Regions from separate parts of the Mus musculus genome. Here all the other regions are linked to region 3. The links are chromatin loops, found by intact Hi-C in ENCODE. Cell type or tissue: left cerebral cortex. All regions are shown on one strand. Region 1 has its middle 14 kb from the start of Gm25261. Region 2 has its middle 8.4 kb from the start of Gm35634. Region 3 holds the start of Gm35779 (a long non-coding RNA gene). Region 4 holds the start of Ptpru (protein tyrosine phosphatase, receptor type, U). Region 5 has its middle 22 kb from the start of Gm35634. Region 6 has its middle 16 kb from the start of Matn1.

What was found. Hi-C counts contacts between places; a loop is a spot of excess contacts. Peaks named below come from ENCODE experiments on the same cell type or tissue, not always from the same donor. Only the 100,000 strongest peaks of a DNase experiment are listed, where the experiment ranks them.
Region 1: it touches region 3 in a loop (5-fold over the local background); 15 of 42 quality-filtered maps call a loop at or near these places.
Region 2: a loop joins it to region 3, with 6 times the contacts of the local background. A loop is called at or near these places in 6 of 42 quality-filtered maps.
Region 4: a loop joins it to region 3, with 4 times the contacts of the local background. A loop is called at or near these places in 11 of 42 quality-filtered maps.
Region 5: a loop joins it to region 3, with 2.3 times the contacts of the local background. A loop is called at or near these places in 5 of 42 quality-filtered maps.
Region 6: a loop joins it to region 3, with 7 times the contacts of the local background. A loop is called at or near these places in 13 of 42 quality-filtered maps.

Annotation. Positions count from the first base shown.
Region 1 is chr4:131,250,832-131,255,831 of GRCm38, forward strand. No RefSeq gene overlaps it. Among named protein-coding and RNA genes, the nearest start is that of Gm25261, 14 kb to the left of the region's middle. In left cerebral cortex, CTCF peaks have their summits at 2,520 (motif pointing right) and 4,077; DNase peaks (open chromatin) are centred at 1,995, 2,533, 3,553 and 4,070; H3K4me3 peaks cover 517 bases.
Region 2 is chr4:131,398,233-131,403,232 of GRCm38, forward strand. No RefSeq gene overlaps it. Among named protein-coding and RNA genes, the nearest start is that of Gm35634, 8.4 kb to the right of the region's middle. In left cerebral cortex, a CTCF peak has its summit at 2,700 (motif pointing right); a DNase peak (open chromatin) is centred at 2,699.
Region 3 is chr4:131,484,967-131,489,966 of GRCm38, forward strand. Gm35779 (a long non-coding RNA gene) reads right to left here and starts at 489. Exons shown (of 8, transcript XR_390804.2): 1 at 357-489; 2 at 19-116. RefSeq lists an enhancer at 1-747. In left cerebral cortex, a CTCF peak has its summit at 2,040 (motif pointing left); DNase peaks (open chromatin) are centred at 650 and 2,016.
Region 4 is chr4:131,835,637-131,840,636 of GRCm38, forward strand. Ptpru (protein tyrosine phosphatase, receptor type, U) reads right to left here and starts at 2,642. Exons shown (of 31, transcript NM_001083119.2): 1 at 2,448-2,642. The coding sequence starts at 2,520. In left cerebral cortex, a CTCF peak has its summit at 2,730 (motif pointing left); DNase peaks (open chromatin) are centred at 1,716, 2,300 and 2,706; H3K4me3 peaks cover 2,353 bases; H3K27ac peaks cover 1,205 bases.
Region 5 is chr4:131,428,390-131,433,389 of GRCm38, forward strand. No RefSeq gene overlaps it. Among named protein-coding and RNA genes, the nearest start is that of Gm35634, 22 kb to the left of the region's middle. In left cerebral cortex, a CTCF peak has its summit at 3,047 (motif pointing left); DNase peaks (open chromatin) are centred at 1,209 and 3,020; H3K27ac peaks cover 1,033 bases.
Region 6 is chr4:130,958,215-130,963,214 of GRCm38, forward strand. No RefSeq gene overlaps it. Among named protein-coding and RNA genes, the nearest start is that of Matn1, 16 kb to the left of the region's middle. In left cerebral cortex, a CTCF peak has its summit at 2,090 (motif pointing right); a DNase peak (open chromatin) is centred at 2,082.

The DNA of each region.
Region 1 (5,000 bases), 230 kb before region 3:
CCCCCCAAAAAAAACCCCAAAAACCTCTGTGCTGTTTGTCAGGGAATTGCCACAGCACAGTCTGGCTACTTCTATACCAGCCTCACAAGCCAGGAGCCACATGTCCACCATGTTGTCCCTCTGTCGTGTCGGGAGGTCAAGCTCCTTACTGAGGTTGGTGATACTAGAACCTTGTGCCTCGGTGCTTCTGGCTGAAGACCATCCATCAGGACAGGGGACATGCTGTCCTAGGACCCAGGCCTTCCCCCTCTGCTCCTACTCTCAGATACAGTCACTTTCTTAAGAAAGCTTTGGGCCTCTGAGACCATGCAACAGATGAAGGCTTGATTCAGAGCCTGAGAACCAAAGTTTGAACCCCAGGACACACGTGGTGATGGGGAGAACTAGCCCAAGTTGTCCTCTGACCTCCACAGTGCACCATGGAGCACACACCCACCTCCCCATGACACGAAACAAATGAATAAACTTTGTCCTTAAAAGAAAGCCTCTCACTCTGGAGAGATGGCTCTGTAGTTAAGAGCACTTGTGGCTCTTGTATCTGGTTCAATTCCCAGCACCCACATGGCTGCTCCCACATGCTGTCTGTAACTCCAGTTCCAGGGATCTGACGCCCTCTGTTGGCTTCTGCGGTTAACACAACACACACACACACACACACACACACACACACACACACACACACACGGTATAGAGACATTCAGGCTGGCAAAATGCCCACATACATAAATTTTAATTTAATTTTTGAAAAGAAAGCCCCTTTCACATCTTCACAGCAGAGTGTACACGTGGGGTCTGATTGGCTGGGATTTCAGAGCGAGTCTCTCTGGTGTGTCTGCGGGCCTCAGTGTGGGTGGGAGATGATAGCCTCCCTTGAGTCCTCAGATTGGCAATGGATGCAGTGATCATGTGACTACTGGGAAGGCCAATGTTTTGCCTAAGTGTTTTTGCACTGCTGCCCCCAGCCAGGGTTATCCAGCATTTTGTCCCCGCATGCCAAGCAAGCATCTACTCTTTGAATGGAGCCCAGGCACCTGATGGGTCTTTGAAGGCCCTGTGTTACCCAACCACATCCACCCGCTGTAGCTTTACCTTAGGTTTTGGCACTCTCCTGGCCCCAGGCTCTCCCTGCAGGTCTCCCTGTGAGCCATGGTTCCTCTCACTTCCAGGCTCCCGAGCATGCTGGTCTCTTAGCCTGATGTTCCTTCTTCCCATGAGAGGCCTTGCTTTGTCTAGAGGACTTAGCTTTTGTACCCCCCACGGGAAGGCTGTCTGCTTCTCTTGTCTGTGCCCCCATTAATTCATTACTTACTTGTTTATTGTTTGTCTTAGGCCCTAGGCTGTGTGAGTTTCCTGGAAGCAGAAACAGCCTCTGGCTTGACTGGCACTATGTCCCTAGTGTTAGCCAAGAGCCCAGCACAGAGTAGCTGTTCAATAAAATGTGCACCCGAGCAGGTGCGGTGACTTTATTCTGTCCCTCATTTTCGAGTTCCAGTTTCCAAAGAACAGTCCCAGCAGGGGAACTCTATGACTAAAAGCTCCACCCACCCAAGACACTCCCCTGCCCGCCACGACCCAGAAGCCAATAGGAAGAGTTCATAAATGGGGAAACCGAGGCACAGAACAATCAATGTGCTTGCTTTAAGGTCTTCAGGGACTGGACCGGTGGCCTTTGGGCTGAGCTCCTGAGCCACGTGGGGTCACAGCTGTCTAAGGTCGGTCGGTTGGAGGTGTCCGGGAGTGCATCAAGCTGCTTCCTGGGGTCAGGCATGTGCTGAGGTGAACACAGATGAAATGCTCAGCTGCAGGACATGGGGGTATCCCCGAAAACAGCTCTGGAAGTGGGGCACACTGATGTTTAAGAGATGATAGAGAGATCTGAGGTGAGCATGCTCAAGTCATATCCTAGCAGCAAGAAGCAGGACCGATTGAGGAAGATGCCAGGCAGGGATCTCGGCAGCTAAGACATCTGTCTACTCCCACGCTGTGATTCCTGCACCACACCCTCGCTTCTGGAAGGCGGGAAGCAGGGTGGCCTCCTCTTTGTGGTTCCAAAGGCGATGAAGGGGGCTGGCTGGGCTTGGGTGACAGACACAGATGAAAATACAGGGCTTGCGGATGGCCAGACAGGAGTGGGTTTGAGGTGCGCAGGTGAACATTCTGCTTAATAACAAGCCCCAAGCGCCGGAGGCCAGCTATCCCGAAATCCCAAGCACGTGAATGCGAAGCCACACTGTACAGTGCCCAGCGCTCCAGGCTGAGCCCTGCTGCTGACACACTGCAGGGTGGACCCCGCAGCGCTGCGCTGGAGTCTGTTCTGAGCCGCTGCATTTGGACGAGTGCAGTGCGAGGCATGCAGCAGCAGACTCTCCTGGAGCTTTCTTGCTTCAATTCATTTCCACCGAGAGATTTTCTCAGTGAAGGAAATACTATCATTCTTCGAAAGTTTGGAACTGAAGTGGACTCTGCCATTTCTTTCTCCTCCGGTGCCTGGTGGAGCCCAGAGGGATTGAGCGCCGAGGCTGGCTGGGGACTGTAGCCATTAGAGGGCGACATTGGACCAGCAAAGACCGGTCTACGAGGCAGTGGGGCTTGCGGGGAGTTTCTGGACCCATTTCCTTTCCCACCCGCCACTCACACCCCTACTGTGACTTTGATTCCTAGAAAACCCTATAAAATCAGGGTCACACGCGACAGGGAGATGGATTCAATGCGGCTTCTCAAGTTGCCTGTCTTGTTATTTTTGGCCATTTCTTTGTTCTTATGGAGAATGGAGCAGCCTCTCTTCCTGCCTGCACTGGCCACTCAGAGACACCCTTGATAACTACTGATACGGGGTAGGGTAGGGGTCAATCCGCGCGTTTTAAAACCTCACCTAGGACAAGCCACAGCCTAGGAGAAAATAAGTACATATTTAATAAATTACATATGTTAAATCTCCAAAATATACAAAGAGCCCTCTAAAGACAACAATAATTTTTTAAAAAGTTGGCTGTAAAGGCTTTTCTCTGAGTACACACTTCTGCAAGGAAGAAAGATGGTGACAAGAGACATTCAACATCTGTAGCCATTTTTTTAACATGCAAAATAAAGCCACGGTGCACACCTCTTTACCCCCTGGAAAGCAAACTGCCCAGAGGTTGAGAAGGAAGGGGGGGGGGGGAGGAGAGAGACTGAATGGAGGTGGTTTAGGTACATTTATTATCCATGTAGCTATGCTGATTTCAGACATTTGTCAAACTCAACTGTCTGGTATGTTAAGTACATACAGGGTTTCCTGAATGCCCACAATAAGGCAATAAAGCCCCTTAAAATGTCACCACGTTTTGGACTCATCTAGCTGAGTGCCACAAGGACTGTCCTCACCTTCCTCCACATCTGGACTCTGCTGTCCAGCTTCTCAGTGGGAAGATGGCTGGTTTCAGCCTTGACTGAGGCCACAGGGCTCCCTGCAAGGCTTGAACAGAGAGCAGATGTGAAGCCACCGTGTGGCTGGCAGGCTGGCTGGCTCCTGTGTCACAACCACCACTGCGAGGACATGCCTAGTCCAGACTTTTGGAGGACAAGAGACACTAGGAATAGAGCCAAGGAATGCTGTCACCTCTGCCAAGGTCAGCCGCTGTAGCTTAGGTCACTCCTTGCAGCCAGGGTCAGCCGGAAGCCACGGGAAACTCAGGACACATGTGTCCAGCCAAGATCCACTGAGCTGCTGTCAACCGACAGCTGGCTCCAAAGAAGCACGCAGTAAATGTCTTGAACTCAGTCAGTGAACTTCTCTGAGATTGGCCAGGTGGACTGATTATAGGAAAACAAAAAAACAAACAAAACAAAAATAATAAAATAAAATAGAAACAAAATGGGATGAATAATGTAGAAAGGCTTCCTGGAGGAGGTGACGCCCACTGTTTGTTTGTTTGTTTGTTTGTTTGTTTTTCCAATCTGGCTGGCATTATAGCCCAGGCTGGCCTGGAACTCACACTCCATAACCAGGCTGTTCTAGGTCGTGAGGTGATCCACTTGCCTCTGCCTCTGAACACAGGCCTGAGCCACCACACCATGCTCCCCCTGGTGTTTAAAGCTGAGTGAGCCAGTCAGAAGAAACACCACGGAGGCTGTAGAAGAACAGCAAAGAGTCGAACCTGCAGACCTGGCGGGAACACAGTTCCAGAACTCAGTGCACCCTCCAGCGTGGGCAGAAGGAGGGAGAGTCCTGTTCACACCCCAGGGCACAGGATGCCATGCTAAGACAGTTTAAGGATTGGGGGGGGGCAGCATAGGCTTCCATGACGGTGACCTCTCCAGATGACCAGGGTGGAAGTTGGGTCAACACAGCTAAGTGAGTTTGTGTTCTCCCCTGAAGGTGCAAACCCCAGGTGAGCTAGTTGAAAGATGACCCCAGGGCATGGCTACTATAACTACTGCTTCCTTTCCATTCTAGAATTTTCCTCATGGTAAGAGTCTGTCTCAGTTCTCATAGATTCCTTGACCCAGGGCCGAGTTTAACCTTCACTGTGGCCCGGTGTATTAATTTAAAATTTTCACTCATTTGTAATGGTTTGCAAGTCCACACATATGGAATAATATCTCATTCTCTAAGTGCAGGCTGTGAGGAGCCCCTGGGAAGCCTGCACGGTTATTGTACTCACAGGAACCCCAGGCTTCCTCCTGCGTTATTGTGGGCTGATTACAGGATGCCTAATGCATCTCTTCATAATAGAACCACCTTTAATTAACATCATGGCCTGATTCAGGATGAATGATGTGTGTGTCTGACACAGGGAGGAGAGACAGCAAGAGGGCATACAATTGACACCAGAGAACAGTAGGCCTTTTACAGCCATGCTTGCCTCTGGGTTTCTCTGTCCTCTCCCATGAGTCAGAAGAGCCCTTTGTCACCTGCTGACGTCCCGCTGACTACAACCCTGGGGCGCATTTCCTCTCCCCCCAAAAAAAAGGGGAAGGTGGTTGTTTGACAGGAGCCGGGTCTCTCCTCTCAGACCCCA
Region 2 (5,000 bases), 87 kb before region 3:
CCCTCCTCCTGTGAGTTCAAATCTCCCCACTTCCCCCCATAAAGACACCAGCGTCACCATGGGAGGGCAGCTACCCTGATGGCTTTGTCTAACATCCACAGTCCCGAGCTTGAGGGTCTCTAGCAGTTAGCCACGGCTGCTCTGATTATGAGGATGAGAGCTTGGTGACAGAATCCCACAGAGCAGGATGTGTTCCTGTGGCGGCAGAGCCAGCAGGGCAAGGACTCCAGGCCTTCTCTGCCATGTGTCAACTCCATGGGCTTCAGTGCTTTTTCCCCAACTCACACCTGGACCCTCGTAAGTGTTGCTTGTCAAGTCTAGGCTCGGCCACAGTGGCTTATGATGTCTCACAGAATCTGGTGCTGTCCAGAGAACAGAGACGCCCAGAATCCCAAACACGCCCTGGGGTGAGCAGCGGTCAGTGACTCCTGGCCCAGGCACCCTGGAGGACCGGCAGGCTGATTTTTCTAGACTGTCTCCGCCAGTGGCTCCTCCCATATCCGCCCCATATCAGGGGCCCTGTTGGGGTTTGAGTGAGGATGTCCTCCATAGGCTCTGGCTTTGAATGCTCGGCCCCAGAGTTGGTGATGCTGTTTGTGGAGATTTAGAAGGTGCAGCCTTGCCAGAGGAAGTGTGTCACAGGAGGCGGGCTTTTGTTTTTCACTTCCTGTCTGCTCTCTCTGCTTCCTGCTTGCATTTGAAGATGTGATCTTTCAATTTCCTGCTCCCACCGCCATGGCTGGAGCTTGTTGCCTGCCCTCTCAACACCATGGACTCTCTTCCCCCTGGAACCGTAAGCCCAAATAAACTCTTTCCTCCTTAAATTGTCTTTTGGTCATGGCGTTTTATCCTGGCAACAGAAAAATAAGCGATAAAGCCACTTAGAGTCACTGCCACCTGTGGCCATACTAGGCAGGGTGTGACTCTTTCCTCTAGGGAGGAGGCAGCCAGCTATGACAATCCATAGCCAAGGAGCTCCCATCCTCCAATCAGAGAAGAAAGAGAGGCTCTGACCCCTCTCCACACCATCCTGCTTTCTCAGGATCATCTGTCCACAAGCAGAGATGGAGCAAGCTGGGACTCAGAGGCAGACGGTGCTGAGTCAGGGAGTTCTGCTGACAGTCCAGAGCAAAGAACGAACAATGGGAGATGACATAGGAGCCTCCACTTTATTCTCAAGGCCTAGATTCCAGGTCACGAGTGCCTTTTAAGACATATTCATTACAGCACTTTTGTGCACAGTAGGTCCTCGAGAAAAGGTGGATTATTTATAGCTCATGAGCGGTGCTGAGATGTTTGAAATGGAATCTCTGTGTTACAGAGGAGCGTCTCTTGACTTAGCAGCAGACACAGGATTCTCCAGGTACAAAAAAGGGCAAACTCCAGTTGCAAAGAAAATTTGCTGGTATGTGCTGTACCAGAAAGCAGGGTCTCTGAGAAAGAGCGTGTTAAATACTATCCAAGCATTAACCTTCCCTGCTTTAACATGAGTTCACACTCAAAGGCTATTCTGAAGGGAAGGCGGCCTTTAGAGAGCATGGCTTCTGGCTGCGAATAGAGGAATATCCTGTAATGTCAGCATGCAGAAGATGCAGAGGCAGGAAGATCAAGAGTTCAAGGCCATTCCTGGCTCCATAGTGAGTTTAAAGCCACCCTGGGCCACATGAGACTCTGTCTAAAACATTAAAATAAAGAAAATAGTAATAAAACAACCAAACCAAAAAAAAAAAATAGAGGAAAGAAGAAAAGAAGGCTCTTTTCTTTCTCGCTTGAAATGTATTGAGGGTCCACAGTGATGTGTAGCAACTGGAGTTCTCCCAGTCCAACCTGCTCCCCTGCAGGGCTTTCTTGATGGGATTAGGTCCAATCACATCAATAGTGTGCTATGATCACTCCGGTAAAAGATCACATGTGTCTCTTTGGGAGGGAATCTGACAGCCACTTTGGATCTGCAAATGTGCCTTTTAAGTATGTGTGCCCGGGCAGAGTCGGGGGTCGGGGGACAGTGTTGAAAATGAGAAGACACCCCAGGGCAAATGAGTTTGAGCTTTCAACAGCAGCAGCAGCAGCAGCAGCAGCATGCTGTCTGTTGACTTTGTTCTAGCAATGACTTTGTAGGCAAGAGTGGACACCCCACCCCCACCCCACCATTGAACAGAGAGAGAGGGGCGGACTTCTGTTAGACTCCTTAGTAGAGACCCAGTTGGCCTTGAACTTGTGATAGCCCTTGTCTGGACCTCAATTTCTCCAATGCATAAAGCAAAGCCATCAAGCCGGTTGGTAGCTGTGGATCTTTCAGAGTAGTATGTTGGAGTTCAAGTGCAGCCAGATGAACGACGAGGGAGGAGCAGAGAGGAGGCAGGAGTTGTTCATGATGAGCTTGCTGATGCTGGAAGTTCTACTTTGACTACATTAGTCCAAGACCAACGCCCAGCCACCAGCTGCTATGTAACTCTACTGCTCTGTGTGGCATGCCTGGGAATCCGTACCTTTCTCCTGGGAGTAACTCCCAACCTGGGGCAAGGGGCAGGTGGTGTGTAACGCCCACCTCATGAAGTTCTGCTAGTCACCTCGAAGCTGAAGCTGTCACAGCTGGTTCCCCACGGCTAACTCCTAACACAACCTTCACTGCCTTCCCATCCCTCCTCCCCACTCCTAGCTTTCCTCCCCTCAGACTTTGAACCTGTTTCGGGTTCTGCCACGAGGGGGCGTGTGTGAGCTAGCAGAGAAAAGGTGCAGAAGGCACCGCGGTCACTCAATGGGTTTACTCTGGCTCTCCTTTGGAGGTTACAGGCCATGGAGATGAGGAAGGCATAGCAAGGGCTGTGGTGAGGTGGGAGGGCACATCCAATCGGCTGTTGGTAGGCAGGGAGCCACGGATGCTGGCAACCGCCTCAGTTTCTCCTTTTGTTTAACCCAGGACCCCAGCCCATGAAACAGTGCTGCCCATGTTGAGGGTGAATCTACCCACCTCAATTAATCCAATCTAGAAAATCTCTCACAGCAAGCCCAGAGGACTGTCTTTGGGTGATTTCGGACTCTGTCACATTGACAGCTAGTGCTAGTCATCATGGGCAGCATTCTCTCGCTTACTCTGGGGGTCTGTACCAGGATGGCATGGGTGTCTGGTGTCTTGTCACTGCAGGCTTTGCTTCCACTGAGGCTTTAAAAAAAAAATGTAGGGAGTTGGTGCAGCGCCCAAAGCATGCTGGGAGGCCCGTGGCAGATCAGTGCAGACACTCCACCCTAAGAGCACATATTGACAGAGCTGCTGTAGCCAACCCACTTGTGATTCGGAGAATTAGTGAATGAACCAAGGTGGGAGGAATGAAAGCATATATAAGGTGGCAAGAGAGCGAGTGTGCCAGAAAAATCACTCATGAATGAATAACCCAGTGAAAAACTGAGCACAGAGACTGATAATGGAAGGGAGAATGAATGGTTGAACGAATGAATGAGAGAATGAATGAGTGAGTGAATGAATGAGTGAGCGAGGGAGGGAGGGAGTGAATGAATGAGTGAGTGAGGGGGTGAATGAATGAGTGAGTGAATGAATGAGCGAGTAAGTGAATGAATGAGTAAGTGAATGAATGAGTGAATAAGGGAGTGAGTGAATGAATCAATCAATGAGAATGGGATTGGAGATTAATTAAGCTATGAAACAAAGAATAAGTTTTATTGAATGAGCATGCAGATAAACAATTAAAATAAACAGCAAGTGAAAAGGGGGATTGAAAAGGCAGCGGGATGGATGCATTGAAAATGGACAGAGGTAGCCAATCAAGCATTACTCAGACCCACAAATGGATACATGACGGTGCTTTCTGTCTGAACACGAAGGGAAGGGATTCACAGAGCAGGAGCTTCGAACCCAGGAAAGCAGATCTGCTCCAACTCAGAACAGAACCTGGCGAGTCCTCCTCTCCTCTCATGAGACACTTCTTCCTGGGGCTTGGGAGTGGAGGATGGCTGGAAGCCAACACTGCAGACATCCAAGGAAGCTGAGGACAGAGCTCAGAACTGAGGACTCACACGACCTGGGTCTAAGGGCATCAGGTACTCCCCAGCTAAGCCTGGCACATCCCCTGTGACAGGACTCCAGGTCACCAGAGGCACAACCTATCGGGGAAATTCACTAGACCTGGATTGGGTGTCTGCTTGTCACATGCTGCTCTACATCTTCACTGTGGCTTTGGCATCTGTGAAGGTTGGCTTTGACTGTCAACTTGATACGACTTAGAATCACCCAGGAAGCGTCTCGGTGAGGCACTATTTACAGTGGGCCTGTGGGCACATGGCTGGGGGAGAATTATCTTGTTCGTTGACGTGAAAGGTCCTGGCCCACTGTGGGTGGCACCATTCCCTAGGCAGGGTGTTCTGAACTGTATCTGAATGGAGAGGTGGAGCTTAGCACAAGCAAGCAAGTGAGTATAAGCATGCATTCTTTCTCTGCTCTTGACTGTGGATGCGATGTGACCAGCTGAGCTTCCTGCCTCGACTTCCCTACTACAGTGGACCATGATGTTCTCTAGGCTGCTTCCTCTTGTCAGGATGTTTTAACACAGTATCAGAATTGAAATTAGGCTGGGTGGTGGTGGCTCACGCCTTTAATCACAGCACTTGGGAGGCAGAGGCAGGCAGATTTCTGAGTTCAAGGCCAGCCTGGTCTACAAAGTGAGTTCCAGAACAGCCAGGGCTATACAGAGAAATCCTGTCTCAAAACAAAAAAAAAAAAAAAAAAAAACAAAAAAAACAAAAAACAAAAAAACAAACAAAAAACAAAAAACAAAACAAAACAAAAAACCAAAAAGAACAACAACAACAAAAAAAAAACAGAGTTGAAATTAGAAGAGTGTCCAACATGGTAGCTGGCACATAGTAGGACCCTCCCCTTCAATAAGAAAATGCCCAACAGGCTTCCCTGCCTGTAGCCTTAGCGTATAAGGATGTGTTCTCAGTCAAGGGTCCCTCCTCTCAAATGACTTCAGCTTGAGTCAAGT
Region 3 (5,000 bases):
CCAGATGGCCTTTCCTACCTGGTGGCCGCGTGCTGACAGCTGCTGTTGCTCGGTGCAGTCGCTGCAGATCCCTGGCTCGTCTTTATGCCCTGGTCTCCGCAGATTCCCGGCTGCCTCTGCCAGAGAGTTTATTAAAGACTTTATTAAATTGCTCTGCCCTGGCCTGCAAATTGTCTCTCTCGGCGATGAAAAAAATACTGAGACCCAAACAGCTGAGGTAAAACCCTGCGTGTCATGCAGCACACAAGTGATGGACAGGGGCTTTGTGGGTGACTCTTGCAGTCCTTGTCCCTGCTGTGGACACTAAGCCAGAGGGGAACAGGGCATTGAGATGGAGGGCTGCAGGCAGAAGGTACCAGGGATGCAGTCTGGCTGGCGCCAGAGTCACGAGGTGTGTCAGAGACAGGCGAGGCAGTGTGGCCACTCCACGGAATAATGGCGGCAGCCGTAGGAGGCTCTGGAGGTTCAGTTGTGACTCCCAGACTTGGTCCAGGGTTTGAGGGAGGTGACAAACAGACAAGCAGACTCTGGTTATATACTGGGACAAGCAGTGGAGTGGAAATTTCTCAGGCTCATTAAAGGGATTCTTAACCAGAGAGCTGCCGTCGGGAAAGCTTCCTGGAGGAGGAGGTGTCTGATCTGAGAAGAAAGTTCTGGCACTTTGCCTCTGGGAAGAAGAACTTCTGGTTACTATGGTTGCTATGGGAAGCAAGGATGGGACTGGAATTGATGCCAGTTTCAAAGCAGCACAGCCAGGCAACCTCTTCCCTAAGCTGGGCAAATATACAGCTTTATTTTGATGGGAGGCTGGTAGATTCTCCATATCTTGACACCCCCCACCCCCCGCCCCGTGTGTGTGTGTGTGTGTGTGTGTGTGTGTTGCATGCATGTGTATGTCTGTATACATGCATTTACTTATGCATGTATATGTCTGTACATGTATATATCTGTGCATGTGTGTGGATGTGTGTGTGTGTCTGTGTGTGTGTGTATGTCTGTGTATAATTTGCTTTAGGGTCTGAAAGGTGATTGTAAGTAGCTTAAGTGTGTGAGGCTGGAAGACTAAAGACATCAAAGCTTCATAGAGAGAAATAAAGGGCAAGAGCCAAGCCCAGGGTTCCTCAAGTCCCCCCACCCCATCCCATGCTCCCTCGAGTACACGCTCCTGGAGACCAGGGCCCTTGCACCAACTCTGTGTCCTCTTGCTCTGAGCAGCGGACACAGGAAACCCTCATTTGCCAACAAGCAGGAGCTTCATGGCAGTGAGTCAGCGGGCCTCAGACAGACCACTGAACACCCTGGCAGCAACAAAGGAAGTGCCCATGGAAGCCCGGGGTCCCCCATTCACCCCAGTCCCCCTCCCCCAGTGCTCAGGAATCCTTGCCGGCTCCTGGTCCATGCTCTCTTCTTTATCTTCATCCTTAACCCTTCATCATTTTTATCACCCATTCCTCAGGCACTGCCTGGTACCCTCTGTTGCTAGCTCACCTGCCAGGCAGGCTACACCAAGACACTAGAGGGCCAAGTCCCTGTCCCCAGAAGCACCTCATCTGGCCAGTGACCAGAGCTGAGACACAGGAGCCTGGGTGGCCTGACCCTGGACTTTGGGTCTTAGAGGTGGTGATAGAGGAGGCGTGTCTGTGCTGAGACCTGAGGATGCAAGGTGACCCGGAGGAGCTGGGTATAAGGTTATTAGACAGATTAGACAGCAGAACCCTTGGGCAGGGAGGGGTCTGGACCCTGGATGATGGCATCAGGTCTTCAAAGGAGGGTTTGGGGATGGGAGAAAGGAAGAGAGTCCTCAGCAGATAAGGTAAGGGTAAGATGGGCCATGGAATTTGTTTCACTCTGAAGGCTGGGGGAGCCAGACTGTTCAGTGACAGTTCCTCCACCACTATCTCCTACTTTTCCATACCATGCCCCCATCCCGTTTCTCCCTCTCCATCCCTCCCTGCACCTCCCAGCTCCGTGCCCTGCCTACAGGCACAGTAGCACTTGCAAGAGCCTGCAGCGCCACCTACAGGCTAGAGTTGGTACTGCCCAGAGTGTCCCCCACCTAGGGGACAAGGCTTAGTCCCAGTTTTCTTCCTGCCTCTCAGACTGAGAAGTATAGCCCTGGAACAGCCCAGGCTCCACCTTATTGGCCACAGCCTGAGGCCATGCCTCTTCCTGCCTGAGAGGCATCAATGCCAGCTGCCTCTGTTCCCCTGACAACCTCATTACCTGCCGCACCTGCTCCCCTTGGGACCAAGACCAGAGGAATTTAATATACTGCCTTTCCCTTCAACCAATAACCCAAGCTGCCCAAGAATGGGAGGCCTCTGCTGTCCTGGGAAGGCTCCATCCTGCAGATACGAATGAGGGGCTGTCAGCTCAGTCTCCAGAAACCAAGCATCTCACTCCTACGTGTAACAGGGAAACCCACCCTGTGCAGGCAGGCTTTGGAAAAGGAGCTCAGATGGAAATACCCATGGAATGTTAGTTTGCTATCTGGGCATTGTTGAAGGATGTGTCAAGGATGGTGTCAGATCTCAGGAACCTAGAGAAGGTACCGGAAGACTGGGGTGGGGGGTGGTGGTGGAGGTGGTGCTGCAGTGGCCTAAGGAGAAAAAAAATGTACTGCCCCTCCACGGGGCAGGGCTAACAGAGAGGATGCTGGGAAAACTATCTAGGCAGGGAGACAGTGAGTGAGGCATTCTCAAGAGGGAGGCTGCAGCTGCCAGGGAAGAGCTTAGGCTCTTTAAGGGTCAAGCTGGGAGGGGCTTTGATGCCCCTTTGGGAATCTTAGGAGGCATGACAATGGCAACTGGTTCTCCGGGATATGGCATCCCTGCAGGACAGTGTGGGGGAATAATCGAGACCCTTTTCTGCTGGCTGAAAGAAATGAGATGAACAGAGTTGTGACCATCTCTGCTTTATAGAGACAAAGGCAGAGAGGCCATCCCTTGCCCTTGGTCATTGTCAGGAGAGGAATTCAGGTGGGTGACATCTTGGTCCTGGGCTGAGATGTCGATTGGAGCTTCCCTTGCTTCCAGGACAAATAAATGCCTACCATTGTGGTTCCATCCTCATTCTTGGCCTCCAGGAATCCAGCATCTCAGTGGTAGCTAATGAGCTATGGAAAGCCAGAAAGAGGTGATGGGAAAGACTATTTTTGGACAGTGTTAAGTGCCATGAAGAAAACAGAAGGGCGCTCCAGGACTGAAGTTGGGGTGGAAGGGGATATCAGGCTCCCTCATGCAAGGCCCATCCTGCAGGGCCCGTCTGCTGCAACCCCCCAGGGCTCCCTCACATCCTCTTGCCGACTGCTGGCCTGCAGTAGGTGCTTCCTGGCAGCCCATCTCTGGAAAGTTCCCCTACAGACCTTCTCCCTCTGGGTCAGCAGCCTGCTGCTCCAAACACCGGTTTCTAACACCTTCCTTGAGGACAACTCAAATTAATGGGCCCAGAATAGCAAGAGTTTTGGCTTCCCCAGCCCGCCTCCAGGGCCAGGGGGGTGGAGACAGACAGCTCAGGCTCTTGGAAATATAGCCTTGACCTGCTGGCTTGCTCTGGGGAGAGGAGGAAGTGTTCTACCTCCCGCTGCTTGGCTTTAAATAACTCCCTGTGTTTCCCATAAAATATTAGACACAGGGAATCTGAAAGCAATCGTCTTAGAGCCCGAGACTTAGCACCAGATTACAGACTCGAAGGCTCCCAGCCTCATGTTCCGTTAGTAATGCAGGACCTCATATTTATGGCATCATTAAATTATGGATTCGGAATTAAAAAAACAAGATCTGAGGTATCTCGGGGCCCTGAGATTTGAGAACTTAGGAGTTGGAGAAACTTCAGTACCGACTTTTGGCTCTATACTTCGCTAGCTGACATCCCTGAGCCCGGGCTGAATCTTTCTGTGCCTCAGTTTCCTTTTCTGTTAAAGGCTACCTGAGAGGACTCCTGGGAGGATTGGCTACACAGCCGTGTGCAGAGCCAGCTCCAGGGATCATAGGGTAAGCTGCAAGGTGCACGGGTCTCAAAGCTCTGACAAGGAGTCTAGTAATAACCTCCCTAATAACTGTGCTTAGCCTGTCCCTCTGTCTCCCAGGTTCTGTGTCAGAGGCCACCCAAGCCAGTCTGCACTCTCTCCTGACATGAGGCCCTTCATGACTGAAGACACAGCCTTCCACTCCAAGGCTCGTTTTTTCACACTTCCTGCCTCCTGTGCCCCACTGATTGCTGCCTGGTCTCCTACTCCACTTTCAGCCATCCACTCCGGCAGCTCTGGGGTGTGAGTTTGTCCTCCCACATGGTCTGGTGACCTCTCTCCCACTTCCTTCCTTTATTACCTCTGGCCTCCCCCAGCTCCCAGCCTTTCTGGAAGCTCTAGTCCTAACTCTGTAGACAGAAACATCATTTATTCTCCAGAGACTGGGGAAGAGAACGCATATGGCTTATACAGCATCTGGCCAGTGGCATTGCCTGGGAAGTCCTCCCTGCCTACCCTTGGAGGTCCTCAACCTCCAGGCTTCTACTGCTGAAGCTTGGAGAGTTTGCGGGACTGGGCTTCTGAAGCCAGGCAGAGGCCGGCAGCAAAGACAGCCAGGGGATGCAGAGCCTCTGAGATGGCAGGCCTCAAGCCTAATCCTGGAAGGACAAGCAAGAAACTGGGCTTTCCTGCTGGGGAGAAAGCACAGACTAGAGCATCTCAAAGAGGGAAGAGACAGCCATGAGCCAAGTCACCGCATCACTGCCACGCCCACTTTATGTCACTGTCCCAGGCCCTGGTGAGCTGTCCTGCTGGTATGTTTCCTTCCACAAATGTTTTTTTCATCTTCCATTTTTCCATCAATGCCGTCTTCTCTGTGGGCCCCTAAACAAGCTGTCTTTCCCCTCCCAGCCCAGCTCACACCATGAACAACTCCTTCTACTATCAAACCATAGATGTGAAAATCTGACATTAAATCTGTGTTTGCGTAACTGTGTAAGAGCCAAGCGGAGCAGAAAGTGACTAGTTGACA
Region 4 (5,000 bases), 350 kb after region 3:
TCATTCCTGCTGCCCAATAACTCCAGCGACCAAAAGGACAGACCGATCCAGAGCACAGTGGGATAATTGCTGCCAGGTGTGCACGTCTGGGAGTCACCCCACACAGACCCCCACTGGGTGACTAAGGAAGTAGGCAGGGGACTGGATCCACTCCCTAGACTGAGGACAGAGGGCTGCCACCTCCCATCTGCCTAGAGCTTCTCTAATACTAAAAGTTTCAAAGGTGACAGGAACTTGAGAAGTAATGTGACTTACCCAAGGTCACACACAACAAGTAGCCGAGACAGAATTTGAGCCCGTGTTGCCCCCTCCCCCCCCCCCACACACACTTCAAATTAGCCCCTAGGGTTTTGCCACACACACACCCCCAACCCATCTTCTCCTCAGCTTCTCAGTAGGGGACTTAACATTCTACCAAGTATCACACGCGGTCATTATTAAGACCATGAAGCACACGGAGAAACTGAGGCTCAAGAATGAGAACAACCTGCAGCAGTTCTCACTCTCAAACCTTGATCCTGACAGTCTACTACCAGGGCAATTGATGATCGTGTGTATTCTCAAATCAAGGTGATCGAGTGAGGGAATGAAAAGGGTTCTATCTTAAAGATCCCGGGCGCCCCGCGGCCCTGAGAAAGGTCTAAGAGGCAGGTTGCCTGGATCACCCTCTCTGATACCAGGAGGTCAAAACTGAAGCTGAGCAGTACAACCCCAAAGCTGCAGGGCAAGACCAGGACAGCTCCCGAGACGCCCCAGCGGGGGCGGGGCGGTGAACGAGATCCCCGGAGGCCAGTTGTCTGGGGCAGGCAGGCGACCTGGAGTCTCTCCCTGGGCCCAAGGCGGCAGCGCGTGTCTCGGCTCTGCTTCCACCCGGGGCGACTCCCAGCTACCTCACGCCGGTGGCGGGAGCCAGGGGAGGAGGAAACCCTGGAAGAGGACCGGCACACGCCCGCCAGAGGGGCCGAGGCCTGAGGTCCAGGCCTCAGGAAAGGACGGTGGACCACGCGCGCGCACACACAGAAGCACACTGACACTCCATTCACAGAGCACACGATGCGATGCGCTCGCGGTCGCACAGACAGTCACTGGACACACACTCAGACATGGGAATGCACACACACACACACACACACACGCACGCACGCACACGCACACACCCTCCATAGGACACCAGGCTCCAAAGCACACTCAAGCACGGGATCTCACCGCAGGCCGAGGGGGAGGCCCATGCACACATTCACACACACACACACACGCACACACGCACACACGCACACACACACAACACACACACGTCCGCACGCGCGTGCCCGACTGGCCGGGAGGCCGCACAAAGTTGCAAAGCAGACGCAGGCAGCGTCCCCGGGGACCGCGGCGTCCCCAACGCCTCTGACGAGCTACGATGGGGACGCTGTCCCGAGGCCTCCAGCCAGGCCCTGCGGGGGCCCCGACGCCGCAGCCCCGCCCGCAACCGGGTGCGCCCCACGGCCCTCCCCATCCCGGGCGCCCCGCGGCCCTGGCGCCTCCTCGGATCAGCCGCCAGCCAGCGCCGCTCGGAACTTGCGAAACAACAAACCGCCCGAAATGTCGGAGTCGGCGGCTACAGCCACGTCTCTCCCCGTTCCTTCCCTCGCCAGCCGCAGGGCCGCCCCAGCCTCCGGGGGACGCCGCCGCGACAACTTGTTCCGGCCGGGTGCGCCACGCACACGCGCGCGCGCGATCACACATACACTCACATATGCACACACACATGCACACACACCCTCGGGTCCCGGCCACACTCGACCACGGCCTAGGAGCACCCCAAGCTCGCAGCGTCCCTAGCCACGAAACCATCGCTCACCGACACACTCACATCCACTCCAGACACGCTCCCCCATACGTATTCCCCGCATCCCTGACATTCACACGGACCCACACAGCATCGTACACCCCAAATACTCCCACAGGGTCACTCGTGGGCACAGAGCTCACACAGGTTCCGACCCGGTTCCCACGACTGCACACACACACACACACACACACACCACACACACTCGGGCCCACACTTGGGCACAATCCACCGAGTCCTCACAGCACAGGCATAAACAAACACGCGGGTTTTCAAACGCACCAGCAACAAACAGTACTCCCGCCTAGGGAATACAAAAAAAAAAGCCAACAAATGCAACACAGGATCAGACGCAACTCTAGCCAAGCCACTGAAACTCAGATACACAACCCACTTGGCAGCGTGGACAAACATGAGCCAGCGCACACCCGGTGCTCCACGCAGGCGACACTCACACCAGCACACTCGCATCCGCGGTACACACTCAACCTCAGTTTGCACACAAACTACAGACACAGCGGCCACAGAAGCTTGGAGCACTCCGACACCAGCGACAAGCCATCCCCGGCCCCCCGGGCACTCGCGGGATAAGCTTGGAGGGACCGCGCGCGCTTACCTGCGGGAGTCTCGGTCTCAGGCGCGCAGAACTGGAAGGTGAGCGCCAGGACCAGAGCCTGAGCCCGGGCCATGGCCGCCGCCTAGGTCCTGGAGACCCGCAGCTGGGGAGGCGACGCCTCCGGAGCCCGACCGGGAGCCCAAGGCGAGCGGGAGCCGTAGTGGAGCAGTGCCGCGCGGAGCGGGACTGGCGCCGAGTCCAGAGCGGGAGCCCGAACGAGCGGGGCGCTGACGTCAGGCCCCCGGGCGCGAGTTCCGCGGTCTCGAGGCGTCCCCTGCTGGTGGTGTCGCGCGCTGCGGCCCGGTTCCCTGGGCCCGCCGGCCTTGGCGTGCCCATCCCCCACTCTCGCACCCCGTCGACAAGATCCATCGGCCGGTGCCGGTGTTCAGGTCGGCACTCTCAACGCATCCGTTGCCCACGGCTGAGACTGTAACCCAGGAACCCTTGGCTCCTCTGTTCCCTCAGTTGCTTAAGTTTTTCCTACCTTGACTACTCTGAACATAAACTCCCAGCTCCCTCCAATGACAGAGCACTCTTCATCTACCTGAAACGTTGTTGGGCCTTTGGAATGTTGCCGTTTACTTTCAGTAATATGAAATTCACTTCTCTCTTACTGACGCTCGTGCCTCTACAGTAGCCTCCGGCTACTCGGAGTAAGTAGATTTGGAACTCTGCCCCGTCCAAGTTTTTGCACAACCACCAGCATAGTTGTCAGTGGCTACTTAAGACCAGGTGCCATGTGTGCCTCTCTCTGGGACTCTGTTCATCTTCACTATTGCCCTAGGGGACACACACCATTCTAATGCCATTACACAGTTGAGAAAGTTGAGATCATAGAGCGTGACTTTTTCAAGATTATGTGTCAGTATGAGGCGACACCAAGATCTGAATCAAGGTTGTCTGGTTCGAAATGTGTAAACAAACGAACAAAAACCGACTCACATCTGGAAACCCATTTGCTTCTCAAATACTGAATAGATATGGGCTTGTTGGTTCAGTGATGACTGTAGACTACCGAGGAGATTAAAAAACAAAGGCTTGATCTCCGGGAGCTAGAGAGACGGCTCAGTGGTTAGGTGCGTGCACGCGGCTCTTGCAAAGGGCTCAGGATGGATCCCCAGCACCCTTGTCCAACCACCTGTAACTGCGCATCAGACCAGCACTTCTGGCCGTGTATATTTATAAAATATAAAATTATATTTTAAATATAATTTAAATATTTTTTAAAATCCCCACCCTCATGAAGCTTACATTCAGGAGGAAGATGCAGGAGAGGGTGGGGGGGGGGGTTGGAACCTACAGTAGGGAAAGTGGATCGCTGCACTTCTAAACAGACTGCCTGCTATGTGATGGACTTGGTATATATCCCCCATGTTTAGAATGTGTGTCCCCCTAGGGAAGCTTTTTCCCCCGGGGCCTGGTATCCCGCATACTCGATGAGTAATGAATGAGCGGGTAACTGATAGATGAGTACTTACAGAGAGGGCCCTTGCTCTCACGAAGACTTCATGCCGCAGATAAATAAATACATATGGAACTTCAGTCTGAGGCATGCGCCCTCAAGGAAATGAAGCTCTTGCAACAAGGAACACTAAAAGATGGGGGGGGGGGGTCGGGTCACGCTTCAGAAAAGACAGTCCAAGACAGACGCCTTTGCCAAGGATGTGACCCCATGCCACGTGATCTTAGACCTGACGTGTGAGGAGCCAGCCTCAAGCACACCAATGGGAAGGAATGCTGCAGCCAGCCAGACCAATGGGAAGGAACGCTGCAGCCAGCCAGACCAATGGGAAGGAACGCTGCAGCCAGCCCGAAGCGCGAGCCTTGGTCTAAGAGGGAGCCCGAATGGAAGGGTGAAGAGGAACGGCAGGTGCAACTGGAAAAGTTGCCAGGGCCTGCAGACCACACAGAAAGCCGAATACGGAAGACATTTTGAGTCAATAAACACTAAGAAAATGATCAGCCGCTGGAGAGTCTTGAGTTTTGGTTTATTACTTTCATTCCCCCCAACAACTAATGGGCAGAGATGTTGAAGGAACTCATTTAAGTACAGGTCTTGGCGTCTGTAAGGCCTCCCTATTTCTTGTCTCTTCCCTCAGTTGGCTCACACTGAGAAGCTACCCTGAGGCTAGAAAAGGAAGAACTGAGCATCCCTGGTCTCCTTGGGTCCTCAAACTGCTGCTCAAGGAAGCAAAGACACAGCTCTCGAGGACCCGAGCATTAAACTGAGAGTCACCATGAGACAGAGGTAGAGGAAGGAAAAGTGATGGGCAAGACAGAAAGACATGCTGAAACAGAGAGAGATCTGGCAACCCGGAGCCGGCTGTGCGTTGGAGGGGGGGAGAACTGAAGTTTTGGGGTTTTGGTTTTTGTTTGGTTTTTGTTGTTGTTGTTTGCTCTTTTTATTAATCTCAAGTTTTGAGGTATGGACACTGAGAATCAGAGAGCATGATGTATTTGCGCAAGGTCACTCAGTCAGTCCATAAAGGTGTCAGGATTTGAACTCAAATCTGATCGGTTCCACGTTCTCTTGCTCCTTGGTCAGAGGACAGC
Region 5 (5,000 bases), 57 kb before region 3:
CAGGCTTATCCTGGCTTGGAGTTCTCTCTTTACCTTGTCAGCTAGCTCCTCATCGATGAGGGACCAGAGTACAAGTGTGGGCAGTCAAAAGAGGTCAGTATAGGCTCGGCCTCAGTTGCCAAAGCCATCCAACAAGACAGGTAGCCCAGGATGGTGCTGACCTCCTGTGTTTGAAAGATCCCTGATTACTATTCACAGGACAGTGAGGAGGGGGCTGTGTAGCGACAGAAGCTCCAGGCATGTGTCTTCTTTATCCCCCACCCCCGTCCCTGTCAGATTCTCAAGGTACCTGTGGCCGTCACTCGAGGAAGCACAAGCAAGATGCTCAGGGGCTGAGATTCGAAATTCCATCAAGGAATGTCTGACTCTAAGAACTAAGCTGGGATTCTGGCGTGCCCAGTATGGGAGGCACAGACAGCTTGGAAAAGGGAGGTCCCAGACCCCCTTCTGTCTCAGCATCTGAGGAGTAGGCTAGGATGATGGTCTTGGGCCATGTTAGGCTGTGTTTCTGGATTCCATCATGTTTCCTTCCTCCCCTGACTTCACCTAGAGGCAGGACCCTGCAGGACAGAGGTGGAGAGAGAGACACTGCCCCTTGGGTCCTACAAGTGGAACGGGCACACTGTTGCTGGACCCTGAGTCCCAGACTTGTATCTATGCTCCCCTCCTATGAGATTAGAGAGCCCCCTGCAGCTCTCAGGACCCCAGTCTGGGCCCAGATGAGCTCAGGCCAGGCAGGGTATTCCCAAAAGGAATAGCCACCAAGTTTCTCCCTTGAAGGGGTGACTCAGCCATCTCAGAAACCCCTCTCGTTCTCCATCTCCACCCGACCCTGGTTGCCCTGAGAGCCTGGCTGGATCTTCCCTCAGGAAGACCTCGGCACAGGCATCTATTTCGTCCCCTCATAACGCCTCCCTTCCCCCATGCACACCCTCCGATGACAGGGCTGCACCACCCCAGGCTTCCCTTCCCTGCACGTCGTCACTACTTCTGCCCGTGGGGCTCCTCAGCACTGCTGTCTGCTGAGCTAAGTGAGGTTAACCCATCCCCAGGGATGCCTGCGCCCACTCCTCAGAGTGGTGAAATGGAGCCTGAATCCCCAGGGACAGAGCCCACAAGGCCGAGGCCTTGGCAGATGGGCGCCCAGCTGAGCGTATCTTTTCCCTGGGATATTAATTACGGTAAGGAAGGCGGGCACAGTCTGGATGCGGGTGGAAATTTCCCGGTGCATTTTGCTCAGACAAGAAGCAGCAGGAGTGGAGAGCAGCAACCCCCTCCTTCCTTGTCTGTCTGTTCTTCCCAAGAAAGAGCCTGCTTCTCCATGGGGCTTCCCATGACCACAGTCTGACCCTCTGCATCTCCAAGGCTCGGAGGAGGGTTGCTCCGCAAGTCAGGGTCTGCTCTGTGTAAAGGAAGTTGGTTTCCCAGGGGCAGGCAGGGGAGGTGGCTGGGATATTGGGAACAGGTTCCCCATGGGATCCTCTAGGATATCTCCATGCCCCCCCCCCCAAACCGCAGTTCTGCCTCAGCAACTCCTGTGATGGGGTCCTGGAGTCAGTTGCTGCTGTGAAAAAGGCCAGAGTACAGAGCTTATAGATCTGGCCATGGAGAAAGGATAAGCCATCTCTTCTGTCGATTTCAGCAGCTTTTTGGGAATACCCTGTCTGGCCTAGGCTCATCTGGGCCCAGACTGGGGTCCTGGGAGCTGCAGGGGGCTCTCTAATCTCATAGGAGGGGAGCAGAGATGCAAGTCTTGGACTCAGGGACCACCAGCAGTGTTCCAGTTCCACTTGTAGGACCCAAGGGACAGTGGCTCTCTCTCTCCACCTCTGTCCTGCAGGGTCATGCCTCTAGGACTCCATGTGGCAGGCTGTGTGGACCACTGGGCATCCCTAGCTAGCCTAGGATCTCCAATGATGTTAATTGAAAGGAAGTCCCAAAGGCCCCAAGCTTGGGTCTCAGGCAGCCTGGTGGAAGCTAGCATCCCTATGCCAAGGACCTGAGCTCATGACCTGCAGCCTTTTTGTGGGGACTGTACCTGTCACAACAGAAGACAGATCAGACTATGTGGCCTCATTATGTTCCTGCCTATGTTCTTCAGCCCTGCCCAGGCTGTGAAGGCTGCTATAGTAACCACACAGATGAGGTGACAGAGGGAGTACCTGGACACCGCCAAGAGAGCATCTCAGCTGCCAGAGCCTGTGGGGTCCCCAGAGATTTGAAGAAAGAAACCAGAGGCTGAAGGGCCTGAGGTTTGAGACCTCCCAAGGGAAGAAGGAAGTAGGGGGTAAGGTAATGGTTTGAACCACACTCCTCCCAGGCCCTACAACTTGATAGATATTTACATACTGATACATGTAACCCTTTAGAAACAGGACAATGCAGTTGAATGTCCAGCATACAGACATCAGGCCTGGCTCCTCAACCCATACTCCCTACTGGACTAGCCCCAACTCACTTTAGGGTCTCAGGTGCCCATAGGAGAGGAGGCAATGCTCCCATTTCACAGCCAAACAAACTGAGTTCTCAGAAACCACGACCATGTGGCAGACAGAGCCCATCCTGATCATTGGTTATGAAGACCCCATTGTTCCCAGACTGCCTGGGTCTTTTTTTTTTTTTTTTTTTTTTTTTTAGAATCTGAGTCACAGAGTTTAATGAAAAGACACCCTACTTGGCGATGTGACTAGAGGATATGACATGCTAGCGAGGAAGATAGCTTGACAGTGGCCTGCTCCAAAGCTAGGCTCAGCCTACAGTGGCAAAGAGGCTATCTGGTCCGGCTGGAACTGCTTGGCAAGTACCCCAGGTAGAAGACATCTCCCCAGAGGCAGGCAAGAGGGAGGTATGTTCCATCAACTGTAGCTGGAAGTATCAGACTCATCACAGTGCAGGCACATGGTCACCTGTCCCTGAATGGACCACGAGGTTACCAAGAGCTGTGCAGTCTCTGTGCACCACTGTGGTCAGATTCCTCAAATGAGAGAGATACAGTAGCGAGAAATGCAAAACTGTTTCTTCCGCAGTGTCCCTTCAGTGCCCTCTACTGACAGAGTTGGGCATTGCTTCATGGCTCATCGAGGGAAGGCTGGGGTGGGATTGAGAGCCACCAAGCAACAACAAACCATGGTCTGCAAACAATGGCTAGCTGTTCACTGGTAGCCTGTGGCTGCTTCTGGAATGGGTCGTGAGCTAGAAACTCTTTCCCCTTTCTCTTAGTGATTGAAAGAAGTTCATGACAAGTCTTCCATGATGCATCAATACTGTATGCTGTTCAGGCTTCAGTTTTTCTGGACTACATTTTAGATTATGTCATTTTTTTTTAAAGGCAGAGATGTGGGGCTTTTTTCCCGCCTCTGACCACACCTGATTCATTTTCTAGACCCATTTTTGAGTCCCTCAAGCCCCAAATCAGCCCTAATATATTTAGTATCTAGTCTCTACAGAAAACATAGGCTCTGCTCCAAGTCACTAGGGATTCGGCTTCTTCAGTCAGCATTGGTCAACTGCCACCCCCACTCCCCCAGCACTGCCCATTCTGGGAGACACCAGGGACTCTCACTGTGGTGTCACATATGAGCCATCAGGAGGCAGGGACTCTACTCTGATTTCCTAAGATCTGTTCCACGGCAGAGGTCTCTGGGAAGGTGCTGGGTGAAGTCATCTGAAGTTGTGACTCGCTCCACACGCACAAACATCCAGCTCTATGGCCGGATCTGAGCCAACCCTGGTTTGCAACCCAGAGGCCAAGTGTGGTCCATCGCTTCACACAGCTCCGCATCTTCCCTTCCACGAACATCCTTTTCAACACACATCCCAGCCTAAGACACACCCATCCTGTGTTGGAGATGGGCCCATTTCACCGTCAAGGTAGCTGAGGCCCAGAAAAGCTACCAAGTAGAAAGAGAGAGTGGAAATGACAGAAGCTTCTGAGATCTGGTGTTACATTCTAGCCCGGGTGCCTTAGGTCAACCCCGACTTTCCACAACCATACCCATATTCTACCTCTAGTCCATGGCCCTGCACACAGCTGACTGCCTCAGTTCCTCTGTCTGTAAAATGGATCTAAAACCAGTAACAATGAAGGTTATAGCATGACAGTGTTGGCTACAAATGTTTTGGGTCACATTCACAGGCATCCGGGAATAAGGGTGGCCCTCAGAACACAGGTAGGACATACCTGCTAGCACATGGAAGGCACCCAAGAAACGGTAGCTCTTGAGGTACAGTGCCGTCCTCAGCTACTGAGTCCCATGCTCAAAGCAGTCTCTCCCATGCCGACCACCCATTGTGACTGAGCTTCCCAGCCACCAGCAGTCCTGGAGAGGATCCTGGTCTAGCAGAGCAGGAAGCCCCAGCACATCGCCCGCCCTCACTAATTGCATTCTCGGAACTGGAGCAGATGGAGGGAGGGGGTCTATTTCTCTCGGTTTTTCAAAGAGCCTTGGTCTGGGAGATAACTGTGTAATTAAAAGAAGAGAAATGCAAAACAAGCCTTTTAGACAGACCAAGCCGTCTTCGCCCCCTCGTAAATCTATTAATGAACTGTCATTGTGAGATAAAGCCCTGTACTGACCTGAAAGCCAGTTCATCGGGAGGGGGGCGAGAACACTGGCATTGTAGACCTAGGCCTCACGTGGGAAAGGAAAATATATTAATCAGCTTAGCTCTGTCTATCTGCACAAATTCAAGAAATATCTATTGGTTGCCTAGTGATATGGCATTTTCTACCAGACACTGGCTGCCCTGGGGGACCCTGGTTTTCCCACTCTCTGGAGCATCTGTCAATCAAATCTGGAGCAGAAGGAGGTCTAGATGAGGAAGTCTTAAAGACACGAATGGAAGGGAGGCTGAGGTTAGTGGCAGGGGCCTGGGTCTGAGAGGGTCCTCAGAGGTCCAGGCTGTCCTCCTCAAAACCAGTTGTGAAAGAGGCATGCCCTACACGGGGATGAGCCAGACCCTTGGATGTCATAATCCAGGCTCCCTAGAAGGAGGAGGTT
Region 6 (5,000 bases), 530 kb before region 3:
GAGTTCAGAAGTGGGGAGTTCTAGTTTACCCAGCACTGATGCAGGAACAAGGCACATCACCCCTCAGCACACAGGATGGGCTCAGCAGACTTAAGGGTCACCCTAATTCTTAGGAGCAGGTTCACAGCTGGACTAGGCTGTTCTTTGAAGAGCAGCTGTTCCCCCGTGCCCCTCCCCCATGCCGGAGGACCAGGTTGTTCACAGGGAGTGAGGACCCCAGTAAGCAGACAGCAGGGTAGAGGGCACACAGTCAGGGAAACTGACAAGGTCCAGTGCCAGGAGGGGCCAGAGAGCAAAGGTCAGGAGAGGCATGAGGCAAGAGCTTCGCTTGGTGTGAGACCATAACTGCCCCCAGACCCAACAAATGGAGTGCTTATGAGTGTGCGTGTGCGTGTGCGTGTGCGTGTGTGTGTGTGTGTGTGTGCATGTGTGTGTGTGTGCTTGCAGTAGGCTGCTCCAGGAGGAAGAATTTTTGCAGCAGAAGACTTTGGGAAGCAGATGGGGGAGGCAGCTGGCCAGTTTCTCAGGAGTCCATCTCAGGCCCTGGAGGTTGGGACAGATGATCAGTGCTCTGGATTGCTGATGACAAGAATTTTAGCTAAGAAAGTATCTGAGGGGGTCTATGCCTGAAGGCCCTATGTTCAGCGATGTTATTGGGCCCCATCTTTCTTTGCCTTTGGCTCTGGTCTCCATTCTGATTGGACACTTCCTGCGTGGGGAGGGCTCTCCCCAAGATGCCAAAGGCTCTGTAGGTTTGAAACTCCTTCAAGATCCAAGTTCACAGGGGTTGGCTTCGTTGACTCCGACTGGGCACTCTGCCTATCCTTGAGCTATCACTGTAATCAGGAACTCCATGCTCTGGCTGGCCAGCCAGGTCTGGGACTCTGTTCATTTGTATAGTAGGGAGAAGTGAGTGTGTGTGTGGGTCAGAGACAAAAGTTGTCTTAGGATGGAAGAGCTAGGCAATGGTTCCACGAGGAGGAGAGGCTGTCACCACATGCCAAGGCAGGGCACTTGGAGGGCAGAAGCCACAGATGTCCCTGATGTGTGGGGATGGGGACCCTGTGTGGTTCATTTCCTGTGTGGTTTTTTTAGAACCTGCCCTTTCACCTTGTGTTCCAATGGGTAAAGCATCAGCTTCGTGGGTTTTCCTGCTCTAAATCCTGGCACTAACTTATCTCTCTTCTCCCCAAGTTTGCTTCAGGTCTTGGTAACAGCCCCCCCTTGTCTCTCCCTGCCTCTCTCCAATCCAGATTTGATTAACCCAAGGCTATAAACAAATCTCAGAACCATGGAACCCAAGCGACTTCCAGGCAGCCAGGGTCTATCTATTCCCACAATTTTTTTTAAACTGAATTTCACATAGACACACAGGACTAAACTAATCAGGATTTTGCAAAAAGAAAAAAAAAAAACGTCTTTCTTTCCTTGGGCAACAGTGGGATCTCCCGGCCCCGGAGCACGAGGCTAACCAGGTTTCCGAGTCTTGTTTGCATAATGCAATTGGTTACAGGATTTGGCAGGGAGGAGGGTGGCAGGCCTTGAGCAGGATTCCTTCGTGTGTCACCTCTTGTTAATTACATGGTTCCCTCCTGGGTCCACAGCTTTTGAAATGAAACAGGAGGCACGCAGAACCCCAGTCCCACGGCTGTCCCAGAGGCCTGTGAGATTAACACAAAAGAGGACGGGGGCCTGGATCTGGAGAGAGTGTAGCTGGTGAAAGGCTTGCCTAGCTGCACAGGAAGCCCTGGGTCCATCTCTAGCACTGAATACATTCCGAGTGTGATGTCAAGTGAGTGGGAGTCTAGTACTTGGGAGGTGGAGGCAGGGGGATTTGAAGTTCAAGGTCATCCTTGCCAACATATCAACTTTGGGTTTGGGGATGGAACTAGACCTACGACGCTGTAACAGAAGTAAAACAGCCTGCAGGGTGCAGTGAGCACTGTTGTCTCTCCCCACCAGCTCCTCCCCCCAGCTCAGAGAGGTCAAACAACAGACTCCAAACTGCACAGCAAGAAGCTAGACAAATGTGATCCTATGATTGCAGGGTCTGGAGCTGCTATGGAGAATCTGGCCACCAGGTGGCGCCATCAGCTCAGGAATGGGGCTGTCCGACCAGGGAGGACCCTTCAGCGAGAGCTCTTTCAGCTGAGTTCTGTCCTGACACTGAAGGCACCTGTCGCACCTAACCTCTTTACTCCCTAAGGTTCCTGAGGGGATAGTGCTATTTCTGAAGTCTCTCCGTGGCCGCAGGTCTCCTCAGAGGCATCCAGCCCTCTCCTTCCCATCTCTCCCAAGCTCTAAGAGGTGTCTCAGGTCCAGGCCAGATGTGTCTCCATGTCCCTGGGTCTGTCCCACGTCACTGCAAATTTAACATTTATCCCTAAATGCTGAGGTGAGGTGGTGTCCAAGAGGCAGTGTCTCAAGGATCACAAATCTCAGCCCCAAGTCCTGGTGTGAGACAGCACTGTCCCTGGTGTGACTGAGAGACAGAGGCGCCTGCCCGCCTTGTTTCCTGGCCCTTCCGTAGTAGTAACAGGAAGTGGCTTATAAATGGCCATTTATAGTAGTTTACAATACACAGTATATAGTAAAATATATACTAGATTTATATAGCCACGTGCAATGATATACAGTATAAATGTAATAGAAACACAGACAGATATACAACAGAAATAAATATAATGTTCAGTGTCACAGAACAGCCTGCTCATGATGCATTTCCATAAATATAATTAGCGGGCATAAACTGACGAATAGCTGTTCTGCTCGCCGAGCGTTGCTCTAGGAAACGCTAATCTCATTTGTTCCTGAGATCCTCTGAGTGGGACGTCTCTGTCTCACAGGAGGGTCAGTGGGGCTCTAGGTGGGTGGGGGTGGGGAGAGATGGAACACGGTAGCGGTTCCCGTATTTGAACCCATGCCTGTCAGCTTCCTGGTTTGGTTGTCCCATCCCTGCTGGCTCTGCCCCTGGGCCTGCTCCAGCTTGGCCATGTCCAGTCAGGCCCCTCACTGTTCATAGCTTCATTCCTTCCTTATCCTGTATGCTGGCACTGCTGTAGGAGGGAGGTGGCCACCCTGCAGGATTTTCTCATTTTCCAGTATTAGACTACTCCACGTGGTTTCCTGTGTTAATTCTAGGCAGGATTCTGGGGACAGTAGGTCTCCCCCCCCCCTACACTCTACCCCATCTCTGTCCTGTGGGTGATGCAAATAGGGGCTCTGACTGCCAGGAGCTGAAGTGTTGAGGTACCTGCATCCCATTATCAGGGGCCACTGTGGCCATTCTTACTCATTTCCCCAAGAGGCCTTAATTCATGTGGCTTGTGCTCAGTTGACCCAAGCCAGGAGTAGCAGCAAAGATGGAGCCTTCCCAAGCAAAAGAGGAACCTGGCTGACCTGGGCTGTGCTGGGCCGGAGAGGGCAAACCTACCTACCTGCCACGTACTCCCCCCTCCCTCATCTCCTCTGCTCTCCCTCCTCCCAGGCACATTCCCTCCTCCCAGTTTTCTCTGTCCCTTACCCCTCCCAGTTTTTTATTTTCTCTTTCCTCCTCCCAGGAGGTGGGTTGCTCACCAGGGATAGGAGAAGGAGTCTGGGTCAGGCATGGGCAAACATTTCCTATTTTTCTATTTTACCAGCCATGTATTTATTTTAATGGGCATCAGAGAAAAACCCCATAAGCAATTAGCACATCAAGGCTTTATTTCATGGACATTACTGCTCAGGGTGAGGCAAATTGGAAAACGAGCCCATTTCAGGTTTAAAGGGACCACAAAGTGATGTATACGGGGGCTGGGTGGTGGGAAACAGGGAAGAGAGCTTGGGGCGGGGGTGCGCTGGAGATGTCTGTGCTTCCTCAAGACAAGTGACCCGAATTCATCCTGGTTCTGTCTATGACCAAAGGCCCTGGGCAAGTCTTTTACCTCCGTGAGCCTCAGTTTCCTTCTCTGTCACGTGGGACAGTGGTAGCAGTTTGTAGGTGTGGCAAGGGTTGCATGTGAGGAGGTGGAGTGCTGACAGAGCTTGACAGGAGGCAGCTTGGGGGCAGTGGAGGTAGCTTATTGTCCTGCTCTGGTGAGGTCACCCACGGCTTCCTTTGAGGATGGGATTTGGGACTCAGTACTCATTCTCTGCAGAGTGTGCCCGAGCAGTCCCCACCGGGACCCCTCGGAACCCCACACTCTGGGTGCAGGGTCCACTTTTCATCTTCTGGGTTGGTGACACAGTAGGCTGAGGCCACAAGGCTCACTGCACAGGGATGTGACTGTGAGGAACAATCAGAAAGGATAGGTCAGCTCCCAAGATGCGGGCGGCCTTTAGCCTATGGGAGGAGTTTGTCCTCCTGTCAAGATCTGTTGGTGAGTGGGTGTGGGTGAGGATGTGGTGGAATCTCTGGGTCTGTGAACCAGCTCTGAGTACCACCATCTACCCACCATTTGTCTGTCCATCCATCCATCCATCCATCCACCCATCCATCCACCCATCCACCTCACCCATTTATTCATCTATCTGTCCATCCATGTGTCTATTCATCTGCCTATTCATCCATCATCTACCATTCATCTCTTCATTCACTGTCTACTCATCCATCTGTAATCTATCCACAATCCATCCATCCATCTGTCTGTCTGCCTGTCTGTCCATCTGTCTGTCCATCCATCCATCCATCCATCCATCCATCTATCCATCTACCCATCATCTACTCACCACCCACTCATTCACCATCTACCTACCATCCATTTGTCTGTCTGTCTGTCTGTCTGTCTGTCCACTCATCCATCTGTCCATCAATCCATCTATCCACCCATTATCTACACACCACCCACTCATTCACCATTTACCCACTATCTAACCAACTACTCATTTACACATGTGTCACTCACTCATCATTTATCCACCTATCCACCATTCACCATTTACCCACTATCCATCTATCTGTCATCTACCTGTCTATCTATCTATCTATCTATCTATCTATCTATCTATCCATCCATCCA